Regions from separate parts of the Homo sapiens genome. Here region 1 is linked to region 2. Evidence: chromatin loops called from intact Hi-C (ENCODE). Cell type or tissue: GM12878. All regions are shown on one strand.

Region 1 (2,500 bases), 400 kb before region 2:
CATACTTTCTGTAGGTGCCCCTGGCAGTCAGAGGTTACCACAAACAAAAAGTACTTTGGTGAGTAGTGTTATAGTGAGATTCTGATAACTCATTCATCAGAGCCTCTCACTTAAGTACGAAGATAAGTACCAGAGTTACAATCTTGAGCAAAAGCAAAGTCCCTGTCTTCATCTGTGTTACAGAAAAGACAGGCCTTAAGCACACACTCACCAAAAAAGCAAAGACATTAGTGCATACTTCAAAATGCATAAAATATAAGACCCCCTAGTGCCATGAGAGTACATACCAGGCTGACCTGGCCTAAATATAAGTTTCATCAGAGGAAGTGGTATTTAAACTGAGTTCTGAATATTGAATAGAAGTTAATTAAGGTTGGAGTAGATGTAGAAGAGGTATTCACAGTGTATCTCATATCATAAATATGGTAGGTAATTCATAAATACTTGTTGATTGAAAGAATGAATTGAACCTATCCCCCCAGTAGGGCAAATCAAGTGTAAGGAAAATTATTCACTGGAACAAACCATTGGAGAAAGTTTAGGCCAGTTTGTCTAATCATCAGTCTTTCACAATAATTTGTTACAGACCAGAGGCTCCCCATGTAATAAAAATTAACATGGAGCCAAGCAGATTCCTCAGACAAGGCTTTTATCTGGTGTTTGTGCTTGAGTGCAAGGGAGACAGCAGAGGCACAAGGACCTTCTGGTGACTCTCTGAAAAAGAGCTGGTAGGGATTTTTTATGAGACAAAGTGCTGGAATTGACAATAGGGGTAAGATATGCAGGCTGGGCTGGACAAAGCATGTGAGGGGTAGGGTATGTAGCATAGCGCGTTGCTATGTTTTTCTTGAGTAATGGGCCAACTGGTTATCTGGGAGCAGCAAAGAGGGTTTAAATCAGATTTTCGGCATTCCTTCCCAGGTAGGACACTCTGCAACCTTGGTTTGATTTTGGATCCCCCAAAGCCAGTTTCTGAAATTCTGTAAGTAAAAGACATGGTTAAACATTATGAGAGCAAAGAAGAATGGCTGTGTTCTTTGTGTGACTAAAGCCTTGGAGTTAGCAGGTATAGCATCAGTGAGGTAGTGGTGTGGGTTTTGTGGTCAGTGGGAATGTATGAAAGAATGCTCTACTGGGGGCAAGCTGAAGCCAAGCCCAGTTCTTGCGCTTTCTCAAATTGACCACATGAGAGTAATCCCTTTCTCTTTACGATTCTTTCTCTCTCGTGATGGAGTACTTTCTTCAAACACATACCCAAGATACTCTTGTTGTCTATTTTTTTTTTTCGTTTTATTTTGGTCAACAAAGAGGGGAAAATATAGCATCAGCAGCTGCCACTACCAGTAATAACTGTGTGTGCAGGAGTGAAACGCACCCCACGTGAATAAACTTCCTGTTAGGCACTAATATTTTTTGAGCACCTACTAATTATGATATGGAGGGGGATGGTGCATGGCTGCCTAGAAATTTGATAGGCTGTAATCAGAATGACCCCAAGTATTGGACATAATTTCAAGAATGGAGCTGAGTTTAGCAAAATTATAACAGTCATATTATCTAACATGTATTAAATCCTCATGTGCCATATACTGTCCTAAGCACACTATAAATATCATTTTTTTAAAATAAGTATCACAATAGCCATGTGAATTGGGTACTATTATTATCCTCATATTCCAGATTAGGGAACTGGAGCTTATAGAGGCTCATTAGCTTATCCAAGTTCACACAGTGGATAATAGTGTCACTGACATTTGAACACAGGTCTGGATGGCTCCAGAACTTACTGTGGTATAAAACAAAATATATTTGGTCTTTGTCCCAATTCCTGTCAGAGATCCTGAAACACTCAAAATTTCCCGGAGTGTGGGGAAAAAAAGGAGTGTTTTGTTATTCATAATGGCCTCTTTTTATCATACCTGACTTTATGCTAATAAGTTGACTTGTGGTGGGCCCCCTGTGATAGACTCAGGATAGGGCCAGACATCAGAAAAATCAAGTGATTAGGGAATTAGAGGGTTGGAAATTTCAGCCTCACCCACCAACCTCCAGGAAAGGGGTGGGGGCTAGAGATTAAGCTCTCTAGAACTCTTGAATAATGCAATTTAATGAACTCCCAGGTTGCTGAACACATAAAGGTGCTGGGAGGGTAGTCGCCCATCCATGCCTTGCTCTATGTATGTATTAGTTCATTCTTGCATTGCTATAAGGAAACACTTGAGACTGGGTAATTTATAAAGGAAAGAGTTTTAATTGGTTCATGGTTCTGCAGGCTTTACAGGAAGCATGGTGCTGGCATCTGCTCGGCATCTGGGGAGGCCTGAGGAAGCTTTCAATCATGGCAGAAGGTGAAGGGGGCTCAGGCACATCATGGCAACAGCAGGAGCAAGCAGGAGAGAGAGAATTGGGAGGGAGGTGCTACAAACTTTTAAATGACCAGATCTCACGAGAACTCACTGTCATGAAGACAGCACTAAACCATGAGGGATCCGCCCCCAGG
Region 2 (2,500 bases):
GTCATTTATGAGTTTCTATTTTGGTTAGGAAACATTGCTGAAGAGCTAGTGTAATCCTTTGGTGGTGTCACTACATTCAGATTTTTCATGTTGTCAGAATTCTTGTGGTGGTTTCTTCTCATCCGGAGATGCTGGTATTGCTAATTTTTTGTAATTATTTTCATGTGAGTAGAATTTTTTTCTTTTTCTTTCTTTCCCTATAACATGATTTTTTTTTCCCTTTTATTCCCCTAGTCCTCCCTCCTTGGGGTGTGTGATTGTACAGAATGTTGGGTAGGGTTGTTTGGCTTTACTTCTATAACTCTATGCATTTCTTTCAGCAGATTTTATATTGGGATGTGTGGTTCAATCTACAAGGCAATACATAGCACTTATGGGTAAGAACCAGCTGTGGCCAATGTGTCTGTGTACATACTTGACTCTTGTTTACTAGGAGAAGCTCTCATTACCTCAGGCAATGGGCTGATCTGTGGAGTGCACAGTAGTCTGAGATCCCTGCTCAGCCTTGGGAAAACATGGGAACATCATCAGCAGGTCCAGACTGGGCAGACCTATTTATAGGTCCCCCAATGGCAGACATGTGCACCAGTGCTGAGGAAGAATCAAGTGGGTGACCACCAAGTACTCAGAGGTGTGCCCAGATGTGGAGCTGAGAAACCTCCTCAGCTCCAAGTTATCTGCATGGGTATGGGGGTGGCCTAAACCCCTAATCCAGGAGAGTGGGTGCTTCAGGTGCCTGGAGACCTGCCTGGCTGTGCAGATGGCCCTGCTACACCACAATCCCTGCCCAGGAAGGGTAGGGCAGCTCAGGCTGGTAACAGATGCTCTGACTGCTGGAAAATATGCCTGGATGTGGAGAAGAGAGGGCCATGTTTCACCATGGTCTCTGCACAGGAGGGGTGAGCTGGCTCAGGCTTCTGTTTCAGGTGAGTGGGTGTTCTGAGTGCCTGGAGATCTGCCTGGGCATGAAGTGGAGAGGCCCTGCTTTACCACAATCTCTGCACAGGAAGGGTGGGGAAGCTCAGGCTGCTATTCTGGGTAAGTGGGTGCTTGGATTCCTTGGAGATGTGCCTAGGCATCAAACAGAGAAAGCCCTGCTGCACCACAATCTTTTTTATCAGCTGAATGCTGTCACGGGGCTGTTTGCCTCCCTGGGATCTGTGATAGCCTTCAGGATTCTGGTAGATTCCCGTTTTCTGAATTAAAGCTCAGAGAGTTGATCTTTATGCACTATCTTGCTATTTTCAAGTGGCTGAGGCATATTAAAAGCTTCTAGTCTGTCATCTTGCAAAAAAAAAGGGAAATATCTATGTGAATTTTCTTTTACTTATCTATTTTCTGTAATTTATTTCCTTTCGTTGCTATAGATTGTATTTACTTCCTCTTGTGTTTGTGTTTGTTTTGTATTTCTTGTAATTTGATCTTAATCTGAAATATATTTTTAATACTCTTGAAAATTTCAGTAATTATCCTTTACCTTATTCCTGTTGTCTAGAGATGTCATTTTTGAACTATTCTCTTTCTGATTTTTGCTGATTTTTAAAGATTCAATTATTTTCTTTATTTTAGCTCATTAAAAAATAGGTAAGAGGTTTTCATCTGCTTTAAAGTCATACTTATTGTTGGTATGTTCTTATTGCCTTGTGAAACATTATGAGATTTTCAACTTTTTATGCCTTTTAATAACTTCATAAAGTGTTCGATCATATCCCTTTTTCTTTTTCATGTTTGAATGGAATGGGTTTTCCTGGGCTACTATGAGAAGGTTCCTCTGGGAGGGGTAAGAGGTCAGGGTGGTTTTCACAGCTTCATATTGAGGATTCTCTCCTCTCTTATTAGCTTGAAAGACTCAATTCATGACTCTCTGTAGCCACTTCTTAGTCTCTTAACATTACGTCTGATTCAGATAATTGTTCTGCCTCAGCCTGTGCTGTTTGTCCCTAACACTATATTCTCTGCGATGTGACTTTGAGACTTTCTAGGATCTGTGTTCTCTGGGCTTCTACCCCTCTGAGGAAGCCTTCTCTCTTTTTTAGTCCCCAGTGTTCTGATCCTGCTCAGTTAGGCTGCTGTTTACTGTCATCTTTCCTTAGGCTAGAGCCCTGTCTTTTGGATGGGAATATTTTATGGATATTTCTGAATTTCTTAAGAGCTTAATCTAGGAAAAAACCACTGATTTCATTACATATCCAAATAATAAATACCTTTTTTCAGTCACTTCCAAATTGAAGCCTCTGAGAATGTTTTCCAGTTTTGCTAATCAGTCTCAGATCCTTCAACCCAGGGCTCTACCTAAAGAGGTGTTCTCCACTTTTGAGAAGAAATAATTGTGTAGTTTTTTCCATTTCTGCATCTATCCTGATGACCTCGGTTGTCCCTTTTAATTTCATGCCACTCACGACCCTCAAATCTTGAATTTGTGTAGCTCCTACTGCACTTGGTGTTCTGGATACCCTCAGTCATATTCTGGGGTTCACAAAGTGCCCCATCACCAGGTGGT

The links. A loop is a pair of places that touch in the nucleus more often than their neighbours do. Peaks named below come from ENCODE experiments on the same cell type or tissue, not always from the same donor. Only the 100,000 strongest peaks of a DNase experiment are listed, where the experiment ranks them.
Region 1: a loop joins it to region 2, with 3.0 times the contacts of the local background. A loop is called at or near these places in 2 of 110 quality-filtered maps.

Annotation. Positions count from the first base shown.
Region 1 is chr10:89,652,402-89,654,901 of GRCh38, forward strand. No RefSeq gene overlaps it. Among named protein-coding and RNA genes, the nearest start is that of PANK1, 8.4 kb to the left of the region's middle. In GM12878, no CTCF peak of the experiment used is centred here; DNase peaks (open chromatin) are centred at 92 and 1,080; H3K27ac peaks cover 1,268 bases.
Region 2 is chr10:90,050,745-90,053,244 of GRCh38, forward strand. No RefSeq gene overlaps it. Among named protein-coding and RNA genes, the nearest start is that of LINC01375, 95 kb to the left of the region's middle. RefSeq lists an enhancer at 780-829. In GM12878, no CTCF peak of the experiment used is centred here; DNase peaks (open chromatin) are centred at 455, 947 and 1,837; H3K27ac peaks cover 1,650 bases.